Linked DNA regions of Homo sapiens: region 2 is linked to region 1. A link is a contact called in ENCODE Hi-C data. All regions are on one chromosome and are shown on one strand. Each heading gives the region's core, a stretch centred on a gene start or an enhancer-like site at or near the end of the contact. The rest is flanking DNA. Distances are from core to core; before and after follow the strand shown.

Evidence for each region. Hi-C counts contacts between places; a loop is a spot of excess contacts on that map. Pooled maps may share reads with other maps.
Region 2: a pooled map shows a loop between it and region 1 (4-fold over the local background). The contact joins the promoter of DGAT2-DT here to the enhancer-like site in region 1. A Hi-C loop is called at or near these places in 4 of 37 single-sample maps with no recorded cell type and 8 of 50 pooled maps.

The regions. Positions count from the first base shown.
Region 1 is chr11:76,148,971-76,156,008 of GRCh38, reverse strand. No RefSeq gene overlaps it. Among named protein-coding and RNA genes, the nearest start is that of WNT11, 54 kb to the left of the region's middle. RefSeq lists enhancers at 2,471-2,530, 3,431-3,520, 3,172-4,052. Within about 2 kb of position 2,553, at least 13 of the 41 ENCODE cell types and tissues checked have a DNase peak (open chromatin) inside an H3K27ac peak, as active enhancers do.
Region 2 is chr11:75,767,395-75,774,432 of GRCh38, reverse strand. DGAT2-DT (DGAT2 divergent transcript) reads left to right here and starts at 5,786. Exons shown (of 4, transcript NR_046090.1): 1 at 5,786-5,939. It overlaps DGAT2 (diacylglycerol O-acyltransferase 2), which reads right to left and starts at 5,655. Exons shown (of 8, transcript NM_032564.5): 1 at 5,321-5,655. The coding sequence starts at 5,441. RefSeq lists enhancers at 578-807, 948-1,097, 5,852-6,352 and silencers at 5,336-5,575, 5,656-5,765.

The DNA of each region.
Region 1 (7,038 bases), core at 1,304-3,803:
GTGGCTCCCAGGGGTCCCCTGCAGCTATCACTGGGCAGTCATCCAAGGATTGGGAAGTTTACATTCAGATTTTGGTGCTCACTTTTCGATGGTTCCCTTGCTTCTGTGGATTTTCCCCTAAATTTTCAGCTGCTCTACCAGGCTTGGACTCTGTTCTCTGATACCTCAAGGCAGTAAGACTTTTCACTTTCTGCTGGCTGCGCTGTATACAGGTTGGGAAATTCACTCACTGTTCAAAAAGCAGGACACTCACATATTTTACCCAGTCCAGAGCTGCTCTGTCTTTCGAGGGTAACTTATCTCCAGTTCCTGCCTGTTTTTTTTCACCAGGCCCTCTAGCATTGGAATATTTGGACAGAATCTGTGCTCGGGTTTCGGGCCTGAGGCCTCCTGCAGTTATCTCACTGCCAGGATGTCCCCTTTGATGCTCCAGCTGCCCTTACAGTTCTGAACTCTACTCTCTACCACCTGCTCCAGCCTCGGGGGTGTGAGAGTGCTGCCATGATTCTTACCTCTTCTCTTTGCCATTTTTCAAGAGTAAACTTTTTTTCCGGCTTTTGTCTTTCTAAGACACTTTCCAGGGGCTTTACATACTTTTTTTTTTTTTTAATACTTTGTCTAGATTCCATAATTGCTATCTGCAGGACAATTCATGCAGCCACGTCATACCACTGCCATTACAGGAAGTTTCTCCCACTGCACTCTTTTGAAAACCTAGGCTGGCCACAGGCGGTGGCTCACACCTGCAATTCCAACACTTTTGGAGGTTGAGGCAAGTGGATCACTTGAAGTCAGGAGTTTGAGACCAGTCTGGCCAACATGGTGAAACCCCGTCTCTACTAAAAATACAAAAATTAGCTGGGTGTGGTGGCACGTGCCCTGTAATCCCAGCTACTGGGGAGGCTGAGGCAGGAGAATCACTTGAACCTGGGAGGCGGAGGTTGCAGTGAGCTGAGATGGTGCCACTGCACTCCAGCCTGGGCGACGAAGCAACACTCCGTCTCAAAAAAAAAAAAAGAAAAGAAAACCTATGCTAGAGCATGTCACTCTCCATGCTGACAGCCCTTCCAAAGTTTCCCATTGCACTGAAGATCAAGTAAAAATTCCCTAGTGAGGCCTACAACACCATACAATAAATAATGTAGGGATTATTTCAAGGTTAAAAATTCCTGTAGAGACCCCCTAAGGTTGAAACCTGATTTTTCTTTGTAATATCGCCTAAAGAAGTCTGTGCCAAGGTGGGATCTTTTCCTTCTCCCCCTCTTTCCTGAAGCCTGGCACACACTGAACCCAGAAGTCAGAGGGGGCATTTGGGAATGCAGCCGTGGTGGAGTGAGAGACAGAAACACTTTGGGCACAGTGAGGCCAGGAGGGACCCCACTTGGCGCTGCAAATGGTCAGAGTCTGTCTGGTGGATGCGCTGCCAACAGGAGCCACAGCCCCTTCCACAGCCTGGACCCTCCAGGGGCTGAAGAAAAGAAAAGAAAAGGTTGAACTCAAAGAGGGAGGGAAACCCAGGGGTTAAAGGCATCAGGGGAAATAGTTCAGGGGCCAGAGAGTCTAGAGGAGAGGGCCTAGCCACAAAGGGCACCCAAGGATCTAGAAGGAAGACCCAGGTTGGGGACGGGTGAAGCCAGCCCTCCCAGGGCTTCCCACCTCCTCTCATAGGGTGGGCAGCTATGGCACAACCCTGAAATAAAGACTGTTTCCATGTCCTCCTGGGTCCTGTTTTTTCCGGGTGGTGTGGAGGACGGATGATGAATTGCAAGGAAGAATTATTATAGACTGTTCCATTCTTCCATTTTCACTCTCGAGAACATTTTACAAACTAAAAACTAAATATAAACTAAGGTCTATAGCTCTCCCACAACCATTAAACCAAAACAAGTTTACAAATTAAAACCACACAAAACTACTAAGCCAATTAAATTCATATTAGCAATATTAACGTGGTGGATGATATTTTGCTGAAACTAAATCACTGTCTATCCTGTGACCCTGGCAATCCTGCCACATGCCACACTGCCAGTTCCTCAGCCTTTAACATGCCCACACTACAGGTCAATGACAACTTATTTCTCTCCCTCCGAATCTCTAGGGCTCCTTTGTCTGGGCTGCAGGCCCCAACATCCCTGGGACTTCACTCAGCAGGAATGCTTCGTGCGTCCAGTCGCCTGCTCTGTCCCTGCTCTGTGGCAGTGAGAGCAGCAGCCGAGGCTGGGGTGTTAGTCATTCCTTTGACTCCTTCACCAATTCCCCCATTTACTGCCTCCAGGGCAGAGTGGATACAGCCCAGAACGATAAAGGGAGTTGAAATGCTGCCTGTCTGGAAAGCCAAGCTTTCCCCACAAGGCCAGGCTTTGTTGAGCAAGGAGAGGATGTGTGACTTCTGACCAGACAGAGCCTGGAGGACTTTGAATGTACAACCATCAAAACAAGCAAACAAACAAAAGCCATAGAGGAGAGAAAAATACACGCTGGTGATGATGTAGGAGTCTTCTCACCTTTGAAAGAGGAAGTGAAGGTGTGAACAGCTGCAGTGGGGGCTATTTGGAAGGCAGGAAGCCCAAAGTCAAAAGATTCGTGGAGCTGGAGAGAAGCACTTCCTCTCCGGTCCCTGTCCCCTTCTGGGTTCTAAATGGGAAACAGGGACCTGACTGCCCAAGGCCTGCCAGGAAGAGCCAGGCAAGCCTTCATAGAAGTCCTCCGTGTTCCTCAGGGTGCAGGACAGCCAACCAGCAGAGTAGAGAAGTCCATGCAGGTGGCCTGATCTCAGCAGTGAGGGAAAGTGGGCTAGGTGGCTGAGCCCCAAGGGAGCCGAGTGGGCCTTGCCCTGGGGCACAGGGTCCCAGGGTGAGAACCAAGGAAGGGCCTCTGCAGTGGGGCCGGCCCCTGACACCCAGATGAGCCACACCACGGGCAGGTCAGGAGACACTTGCCTGAAGCCTGGTCCCTGGGGCCAGAAGGGGTGAGGTCAGGAAATTTGGGGAATTTGAGCATTTACCCCCTAGGGGATAATCTTTAACTAGAGATGAATGAGTTGCCTTGAAGTGGTCAGATAAGCGTTTTGCTGCCAGCGGCCAAAACAGGTTCGGGTGAGGACAGTTACGGGGAAATAAAGTGATATTTCTGCACATTAGGGTTGTGGCTGTAAATTACACCCCATCACATGCGGTGGCTTCCTTGTGCCAGCAGGATGGGCCGGGACTAAAGCTGAGTCTATGGAGGCAGCCAGAGGGGTCAGGATGCACTTTGAAAAAAAAAAAAAAAATCACCAGGCAGTTTTGGGCGTTTGGGAGGGGGTGAAGTAGTGAAAAAAAAAATCATCAACGCTGAAATACAAAATACAATCATCAGGAAACACCCTGGGTAGGAGGGGCGCCGTCTGTAGATCCCTTGAGGAACTCGGACCACCGCCCGCGCCTCCTCCGCGCGGTGGCCCATCGCCCAGCTCCAGCCTCTGAATCCTTCACAGGAGCCGTGCTCTTCTCTACTCCAAGCCCCTGCACAGGCTCTTCGCTCGGCCTGGCATGGGCTGTGTCTGGGTTCAGGTCTCAGTTTACAGCTCACTTACCCGAGGCTTGCCTGAGATCTTTCCTGGTCGCCCGTGGTTTCCCCAAAGCGCCACTCCATGGCTGTTCAGCCAGTGCCGACCGACAGGGGGAGCCCAGTCAACGTGAGAGGCAGGAAGGAATGGCGGGAACGGGGCCCGCAGGGCTGAGGTCAGGCAGAGACGTGACTCAAAGGTCCTGATTTCAAGTCCTAGCTCTGTCACTTTTTAGCTCTGTGAACTTAGCCAAGACTAACTTCTCCGGGTCCCAACTGCTTCCTCTGTAAAATGGACACTCAACACACCAAGACGAATCTATCCAGTTTTCCTGAGCACAAGCTGTGCCTTAAAATCCCGCGCCTGCCCCGTGGGAGCTCATGGGCTACTGAAGGTGACAGATAGGGAAACATACACGTAGGGACATGTAGGAAGGGCTGTGCTGGAAGCACACACAGGTAGTGGGGGAACACAAAGGAGGGAGAGTGGGTGGGTGGAGAGTGGGGAAGACGTCAGAGAGGACTTCAAAGAGGAGAAGAGGGTAGCTGAGCTCTGGCATACAGGTGGACAGAGGTTTGCTGTGGGTTAGGGGGGAAGATTCTAGGCAGAGACATCATGGCGGCAAAGGCCCCAGGGCTGCAGGAGCAGGGCGTTCTGGGAATGGCAAGTGCATCCACCTGGCTGGAGGGCAGGGTGTGTGCCACAAGGCACAGCGGACTCCAGTCACCTGTCATCCATCATCCATAGCCAATCTTGTTTCCTCCACACCCCATTCACACCCTATCCCCAATCCCAGACAGATGCATCTCATCTGTAAATATTTCTCTATGCATCTAAGCAACAAAGACTTAAAAAACCAAAACCACAATGCTATTATCACACCTAAACAAATAACAAGTCCTTCATATCATATTTAGTCAGTGCTTCCATTTTGATTGTCCCTTAATTTCTTTTTTTCAGTTTGTTTAGTTTACAGGAACCAAGCACGGTTCATAATGGGATTGATTTATATGTCTCTTGAGTCTCTTGTTAATAGGTTTTCCCTTCTTCTATGTATTTTTTCTTTCAATATATTTATTGGAGAAACCAGGTGGCTCGTCCTGCGGGGTTTCCAACCGTCTGGATTTTTCTGATTGCATTTTCCTGGTGTTAAAGGCTCATCTGCCCTTTGAATTTCCCATAAACTGGTAGTTAGATCCAGAGCAGTACCACCCAATAGTAAATCATGTGAGCCACAAGTGCAAGTCACATATGTAATTTTAGATTTTCAGGTAGTAACATTTTAAAAAGCAAAAAGAAATGGATGAAATTAATTGTATCTTACTTAACTCAATATATTCAAAATATTATCATTCTAACGTCATCAATATAAAAATTAATACAAAAGAATTTACATTCTTTTTTGTACAAAGTCTCTGCAGTTCAGTGTGGATTGTGTTCATAGCACATCTCAATGTGGATTAGCCACTGTTCAATGACTTCAGAACTCCATGTGGCTGGTGTCTGCTGTCTTTGGACAGCACGGATAGATGCTTCATTATATTCAGGGTCAAACTTATGCCAAGGCTATTTCAAAGGTGTGTGCTTTTCCATCAGGAGGCATCAGGTGTCTGGTTGCCTGCCTTTCTGTGCCATTGATGAGCATTGTCTTAGACGTGCTCATTATTTAGGAGTTGCGAAGAGCTGACAGCCTAATTCTATGATCCCTTCTGAATCTTTTTACTTGGAATATTTATATAAGAGAAACTTCCCTTCACCAACTATCCAGTTAACTAGTGTGTACAATGCATATAGCAAAGGTAAGTAAATGTTGCTTTCTTTTATGTAACAGTTCTCATAGGGTGAGAGCTGTGTTTAGGACAGGTCAGGTGCTTGCCATGTGGAGAGTGGGCTAGAGGGCACAAGAGTAGCTGAAGAGCGCCTGGGGAGGAGGTGATTATAATCCAGGCATGCTGAACTCAGGGGCAGCAAACCACCCCTTCCCATAAACCTCAGGAATCTCCTTCAAAAGGCCCAAGAAGCTCCAAGCCACCTTCATGGTGCCCCTTCTGCCCTGGCCTGTACCCTGGAATAGTCACTCCAGTCAGGCCCCCATCCCAGGCTGTCCCTCTTCAGGGGCCAGGCGGGAAATTCGCCTGCAGCCTCCCACCCATGCAGATGGACAGCTCAGCCCACTCCTGCCCGGCCACCCTTCCTTGCTGTCCTCACCATGCCCTGGGGCTCCCCCTTCTCCCCTGTCACCCCAAATTTTCTCTGGGGCCTTGCTCCTTTCATTGTCCCGTCTTCTTCCTGAACCTTTGCCTTCTCCCTGCTACTGGCTCCATCCCACTCGCATTTACAGGAAATCTTCCTTCGGTCTCACAGTCCCCTCCAACTCCCACCCATATTTTTCTCCAGCACTTTATAGCTAAACTCGCAAGAGTTGTCTACACTCACTGTCTCTACTTCCCCACTGTGCACGCCCACTGCCCCTTGCTTCCTTGCTGCTCCCCAACCCTGAAACAGCTCCCATGGAGGTCACCAAGGGCTTCAGGCTGTGCCTGCCCTCACCTCCCATGGCTCCTGGGTCTTTGGCCCTGTTGACCCTTCCCCATCTCCATGGTTTCTGTCCTGTGTCTAGTCCCACAGTCTTCCACGCTCAGCCTTGGGGGAAGCTCCTTGGGCCTCTGTTCTGGCCGCTCTTCTGCTAACCCTGTGCACAGATCCCCCTCCTTCCCCCCACCCAGCCATATCCCCTGCCCCCGGCCCTCAGACACAGGCTCAGTCCTCCCCTCCCCAACTACCTGCCTTACACCCAGCTCCAGCGCAGCTCTGTGCCCTCTGTACTTTCCTGTCTCAGCCACAGGCCTGGCAGCTTCCTGAGGGCAGGCACTGTGTCTGCCTTGTGCATTTCTCACCCTGGAGCCTAGTCCAGCGCTTGGTGTGCAGTGTGCAGTCAGTAACCATTAAACGCACGAGTAATGCAGGTTCCCAGCAACGCCTTTGTTCTTGCTTCTTACCCTGGCTGGTAGCCCTGGCCCCGTTTCACCCCCTCGACCTGCCTGTCAGACACAGCTAAGGGGAGTCCTCAAAGAAGCACCTCCTGCCCCTCTTACCCCCGCCCCTTTTATGCCTGTGAGTCATTATGTACACGGCCGACCTCATGGACTTTTGACAGTTATATCGCATTTCCGGCAGTTATAAATACACATTTTTCCCCCTTAAAGTTGCTCCACACCCCATAGCACAATGCTGTGAGGTGCTCAGTTTTTCCACTCCCTGCACAGAGATGTCCCCCGGATTTGCTCCTCCCTCTTAACTGGGGCTGCGGAGTCGGGAGGACTCTCGGCAGAGGGCAGGATGTTCAGATGGGTGGGACAGAAGGAGAGGCTGTGGGGCCTCCACAGGGCTTGGGGTGCGGAAGAAAGAGCCCTGGGGGAGAGGTCAGGGCCTGGTCCGGCCCCAGTGTGGCCTTGGGATCTGTGTGATCTTCAGCAGGTCATCCTTCTTTG
Region 2 (7,038 bases), core at 4,537-7,036, 380 kb after region 1:
TTTCTATTGATTTACCCAAAAGGTTCACAGGGTGTAGCCTGTCTGCATCTGCACCATAATCTGCACAGGTTCTTATGACACTTTTGCTCATTTCATAGATGAGGAGACTGAGGGTAAGGAAGGGTAGTGGCTTGCTGAGGCTGCGGAGCAGTTCGGTGGCCAAGCAGGAGCTGGACAGAGCCCAGGCCTGACTCCTACCCCTGGGCCCTGCCCATGAGGCCCTCAAATCAGCCAGCAGCTCCATACCAGGAGGCCCTCAAAGTGCTGGAGGCCAATAAACTAACTGCACCAGGCTCCTTTCCCATGAGCTCTCAAGTCTTCCTCCTGCTGCAGACACAGGTGAGCCACCACAGGCCTGGATCCAGCATCCTCTCTGTCTCTCTTGTCTCTGGCTCTCAGTACACCAAGACCTCAGCCTCAGTTGGTCACTCAGAGGCCCTGCAGTCAGTCTGCCTCTCCCATCCAAATCTCATGCCTCTATTTATGCTATTTCCTGTACCTGAATGTTCTTGCCTGTCTTGCTGATGTCTATTCATCTTTCCAGATCCGGACTGAATGTCACCTCTTCCAGGAAGACTTCCCTGACCTCAGGGTGATCAAGCTCCCCGGTCTCACCTCTTGGCAGTCTTTCCTGTCATTGCTCAGATCACTCTGCACAGTCATCTTGTGTACATCCCCCTGGTCTCACTTCCTCAAACGCAGGGACTGCAGCTGACACACAGAAGGTGCTCAATCAATAAAATGAAGGGTCCACACCCCAAGTCCCTTCCTCAGTGAAGCCTTCCTGGATGCCCTAGAGCAGGGTCTGCCACTCTCTACAGTGTTGGGGGCCTGCTGAATGTGTAACACAGGACAAATGACAAGGACTAACATGAATGTCACAAGTTCACAAACACTCACACTCAGGTTAACTCAAACCCTCCATCCTTGAGAATCTGAGAATTCTGACCCTATTTTCCAGATAGAAGGAGTGAGATCCCCAGAGAGGAAGTGAAGCCCCCAGCCACATCCCAGAAAAATGTCAGGCCTGGAACCCCAGCTCTCGGGCTTCTAATAAGCCCTGGGAAGCAGTAAGGGTGACCATTGAGACTGGCTCTGCCCACTTGCCACTCAGCCTTGGAGCCAGCTCCTTGCCAGACTGTGGGTACCTCCAGGGCAGGGAACAGCTACAACCCCAGCACCCAGTCCCTAGCACAGGTGGTTACAGGGACAGAGGAGGCCCAAGGAAGGCTCGAGGAATCACACTGAAGCTAAAAGCAGGGCTTCCTCCAAGAGGAATGGGGCAGTCCCACTAATGATTCCTTCGTTTAACAGATACTTACTAAGTACCTATTACCAGTGCCAGGCACTGTGCTAGATGTCACAGCACTGAGAAAGACAGACAAGGTTCCTGTTTCCAAGGGACTCATATTCTTTTTCTGTTTGTTCTTTTTGTTTTGTTTTGAGATGGAGTCTCGCTCTGTTACCCACGCTGGAGTGCAGTAGCACAACCTTGGCTCACTGTAACCTCCTCCTCCTGGGTTCAAGCGACTATCCTGCCTCAGCCTCCCAAGTAGCTGGGATTACAGGCACACACCACCACACCTGGCTAAATTTTTTTATTTTTAGTAGAGACAGGGGTTTTACCATGTCAGCCAGGCTGGTCTCGAACTCCTGACCTCAAGTGATCCTCCCACTTTGGCCTCCCAAAGTGCTGGGATTACAGGCGAAAGCCATGGCACGCGGCCGGCAAAGGGACTGATATTCTTACTGGGGAGACAATTGCTTAAACAGATAAGCACGCATGAAAATTTAGGTAGTGATAAAGGCTATAAAAATAAAAGAAGATGTGGTGATTGGAAGTGGCTCTCTAGATTGGAAGTGGCTCTCTAGATAGGGTGGCCAGGGAAGACCTCTGAGAGGAGATTGACTGTTGTAAAGCCAGCCATGCGAAGACCTGGGCAGACAGGCAGCATATGCAAAGGCGCTGAGGTAAGACTGAATTGGGAGTAATGCTGCAGGAACAGGAAGACCACCATGCGTCTGCAGCATGGTGGGTGACATACTAGGAGAGGAAGTCGTGATGGCAGTGGAGGCTGTTCACCTGGGGCTTACTTCATAGGCCAGGAGGAAGAGTTTGGAAAGTCTGAAGTGTGACTGAGTGTGGGTAGGGGGCAACTGGCATTCACCTGGCAGCCAAAGCTCTGGGGGATCTTAGTGCTCTAATCCACTAGGGCAGGCTTGGGGAGCTTCCTCAAAAAGTTTGAGAAGGGATGAGCTGCCACCCGCACCATGGAGACAACCTTCACTCATTCAGCAAACCACTGAGCACCTACAATGCACAGAGCCCTGCACTCAGCCCTTCACGGCCTTGCAACCCTTCTCTTGGCTTAAGGAGTCAGGCCACAGACTGGGAGATGGATCTGAGTTCTAGCCTGGCTTTGATAACCCTGGGAAAGTCCCTTCTTTCTGGAGACTCCAGTGATCCCATCTGTAACATGAGGGTTGGGCCCGATCCAGCACTAATTTTTACAACTCAAGTACTTGCTGTTGAATTTGAGGGCAGGAGGGTGGAGGTGGGGCAGGATTTCAACACTGACCATTGAGTCACTGAGCCTGTTAATACAACATTACTCTTGGCCCTCCTTTCTCAGCCTAGATGAGCCCTTGGTGACGCAGCCCCAAAGTGGCCTCTATTCAGCTGGGGAAGTGATGTAGGTGAGGGGGGAAGCCACACGGAATTGGAGAGGGAAGCATGAGAGTAATGTTCTCATTCTGACTTAGGACTAGGTTAGGTGACTGTCAACCCTCAGTTCCCAGTTACCCCCAACAATCTAGCCACTTAGTTTCAAGCAGATCCACAGTGATGTGGAACTCCATCCTCACCCACCCCAGCCTGTTGCAGTCCTCAACAGCTGTCAGAAAGGACTCCTCTGCTACATCAAAACTTGCACCCATCATCCCACTCCTATTCCTGGCCTCACTCTTTGGAGCCGCACACAACAAATCAGCTCAAAATTTTACTGGGACCACCAACATCTCATGCTAGGTCCTGTGCTGAACCCTGAGGACACAGGCAGGTGTCAGAGGGCTCTTCTGAACGAAGAGCCCCCAATCCAAAGGCAAGGATAAAGAATAGGATATATATCCCTCCTGTCCTGATGAACTCTGCAAACTCCACGTCTGGCACAGGACAGCCCTCCAAGGATTAGGAAATATCAACACAGACTCCCGCTTCCCCCAGCATGCACCCACCTACCCATACTCCCACAGCTGGCCTTTTTTTTTGGCCAAGAAACCAGATGCCAAGGTATCTATTTCAATCTCTCACCCGTCACAGGACTTCCCTTCACAGAATCCATGGTCTCTACTTGAATACTGTCACTGACGGGCTGTTCACCAGCTCACAACAGTGGGACCTTACCCACAGAGGCAAACTAGGCCACTGGGGAGTATCTTCAAGGACCAAGGATCTAGAAGGCAGGTCTAATGGAGATGCCCAGATAACAAAATGTGCTTCAGTGCCCTCCCCTACTCCACCCAATCTTTCACCAAAGTAGATCCCAGAAAGCTGAACTGACTGGTTTGCATTTCATACCAGCCCTTCCTACATTCCATGATGTAAATCCTTGCACCCAGTTTAAAAAAAAAAAAGTTTTCAAGATCTGATAACAACATGGGGAAATGTTCCTGACATGATATTAAGTGGCTTGGTTAAAACCATTCGCTAGAGTACAAGTTCTCCTAAGGAACAAACTCTAAGTCAAAAACATGACAGCCAGGGTCACTGCCTCCTGGAAGACACAGCTCCCAGCCTGTGGATGGCAGAGCCGACGGAATGGGGTCTCCAGGAAGCACTACCACAGAGAACATCCCTATCCCACTGCCCAGTGCAAAAACATTTTTAACAGCATGAACAAGGGCAAGTCCATTCATCCATTGATGTCCCTAAGGACATCAAAGGACACAGGGAACAGAAAAGGACTCAAGTGAGAGAAGGGGCTGTCAGAGGCTACTGGCTGGATACATGGGGCAGCTCAAGCTGCTCGCCCCCGAGACAGGGCAGCAGCTGGGTTCCTCTTCAAGGGCTACGAGCAGCACCCACACCAAGAGGGGCAGATAACCACAGCGATAATCACACAAGAAGCAATGCCAATGCCTAGGTCACAGTTAAAGTGTGGTACAGCTGCAGGGTGGGTTATTGCAACCACTAGGACATTGTAAGTGATTCTGATTAACAGAAGGGAAACCTCGATGTTACATTAAGGGGGAGAAAACAAGATTCATAACTATATCTACAGCATGTCCTCAATTGTATCTATGCAATGTGTATAAAGAAAATGATCAAGAGATATACTAAAATGCTAATAGGAAGGTATCTTTGGATAGTCGATTTACCAGAAATTTTTTTCATTTGTCTATATTTTCAAAAATTCCATAATTAGCAAGCTTTATTTTTGTAACAAAGGTGGGCGGTGTAGGCGACCGTTAGTTACTAAAGAAAAATCCATGTCAGAGAGGCTCAGCAAACAGAATACAGACTTAGAAAGAGGGAGAGGGGCTTCATGCAAGACACACACGCAGACCAGGACAGCTGTGATGACTTCCCAGGGTCTACCGGATTTGTACTTGAATCCAGGGGTCAAGGCATCAGCTAAGGAAAACTTAGGCATGCTTCCTCCCACTTCAGTTTCTCCAGCTCTAGGTAAGGGAGGTGGGGGTTGGAAGAGTTGCTATTCCTCGCTTGGGAAAAGCTGCGGGGGGTGCGGGGCGGGGGTTGATTTCAACTCTGCGCGATTCACTGAGGACCTCAGTTCTACCTTGGAGGACATGCAGGGTCCTCTCCGCTGCCTTCTAAGCATGCCAGGCTCAAGAGTTGCTGCTATGTGGGCTCCAGAGCCTGGGCGAGAGGATGGATGTGGGACAGAGGACAGGGCAGACACACCTGTTCCAGTCGGGCATGTTCCCCGTCTGGTGGCTGTCTCAGGAGACGGCAAAACCCATACCATCCTGCCCATCCAGTCTATCACTGCCAAAGCTCGCTCTACCTGGTGAAGGGAGAGGGGAGGGAAGTGCCAGGGGTCACCAGCCGCAGTGGGGGCTGGGGAGGAGTTCTCGAATATCCCTAATAACTAAGAATGGTGGGTGGTACCGCTCCCACCTCACGGATGAGGGAAACAAGCTGGGGGGCGGGTGGAAAGCGATGTAACAGAGGTCGTAAAAATTGATGAGTGCCACAGTGGAGAATGAACGTGGACTCATCAGTACCCACCAGCCTGCCACAGGGCCCTTTCCAGAAAATCTTCTCGCAGGTCCATAACCCCTGCGCCGTGGCACTCACCCCATCTCCCAGACCCCTCGCGCGACAGCGCAGGTCCTCCGTGAGAGCGCTGGCTCCGGTCAGCCTCGGCCTGACGCTCGCCGCGCAGGACCCCGGAGTAGGCGGCTATGAGGGTCTTCATGGCTGAAGCCCGCCCAGTCACGGCCCCGCGGGAAGCCGCTTCACCCCGCGCCCCTGGCCCATGCCCCGGCCCCCGGGGCCAGGGCTTCGCGCAGAGCACAGGGGTCCCGGGACGGCGTCGAGGCTGGGCGGCTAGGACACCTGGAGCTGCGGCCGGCGGCCAGTGGTGGCGCGAGAGAAACAGCCTAGACCCCAGCAGAGGCGGCAGCCGCGGCGCTGGCGTCCCGGAGCGCAACACTTTATCACCTCACAACGGGGCAGGCGCCGACGCGGCGGGCGGGGCGGGCCGTTCTAAGCCGCCGCCCGCGCCACTTGCTTGTGGGGGAACCGCACCTGAGGCTCTGCTTGGCGCGGGCCCGGGGCTGGCCAGCAGCCTGCTCCGCGCGGATCCGGGGAATGCGTGAGAGGAGAGCAGCTCTGAGCCCTGCTTCCAAGGGGCGCGCCCGGTTATTCCCCTCGCTCCCTCAGTCCGACCCCGGGCGCTCCCCCGCGGAGATTGGTACGGCCCGGCGGCCAGTACCCGGGCGGGGAAAACCAAGCACGTGCGGTGCAGGCAGAGGGCGTGCAGGGGGTCGGGCCTTTACTCTTTAGGAGGGGCTGTCTTTTGGCAGCAAAGATGCGAAGGTCCCGCTTTTGGTCACTGGTATCAGGATTAGTTAGGTTAGGGCTGGGTATCTCAACCACCCAAACTGCTTCTGGCTTTCCATCTCTTTATTAAGAAACCTCACAGAGCACCTATACCCTGCTGGGTGCTGGGGACCCAGCCAGATCAGCCCAGGTTCTGCCCTTGGGATGCTCACGCTGGGGGGCAGCAGAGACAGCCGCACACAGTCACTGGTGACAACGGCCGGGACAAGCGAGAAACCAGGGGGCTATGGAACCACAGAGTAGAGAAGACTCTGCCCTGGGCTGGGGGAGTGGGGGCGCTGGTGCACTTCCCAGAGAGGTTGGTGCACAGCAGGTTTGGAATCAGATAGACTAGGAGTCCAGTTCTTGCCCTGCCTCTCTTGAGCCTCAGTTTCCATATCTGTAAAATGGGAATAATAATTATTATTTTTGTGAGGTACTTTGAGAAGTAAATGAGATAAGGTATAAAAAGAGCCTAGGTAGTGTCTGGCACATAGAAAGCATTCCAGAATGGTTTGCCCATTAATGAATAGGAATTTTGCAGATGGAAGGTGTGAGGGCAAAGCAGAAAGATAGGCATAAAGTGTTAGAAAAGCCAGCATGTTTGGGGCAGGGCTGGGGGCCCTGGAGTGGCTGGAGCCCAGGCAACTGTGGAAAATGAGGCTGAAGTGAGAGGCGCGGGTGCTTGAACTGAGAGAGGTTTGGGAGTGCCACTCTTGAGATATTGGGGGGGAGCCGGGTCTTGGGAGAGCTTTAGTAGGGAAATGGCTGGTCAGGTGGGTTTTAAGTGTCCTTAGCCATGGTATGGGAAATGGACAGGAGAGGCTGTAGGTCAGGAGGGCAGTGGGGAGGCTGTAGGGGCGGGGGATCCATGTGAGAGAGGATGAGCCTCAAGGCACGGCAGTGGTAGAGGGAATGGAGGGAAGGCCTGATCTAGGGAAGAGCATAGGAAGCGAGATCCACCAGCATGT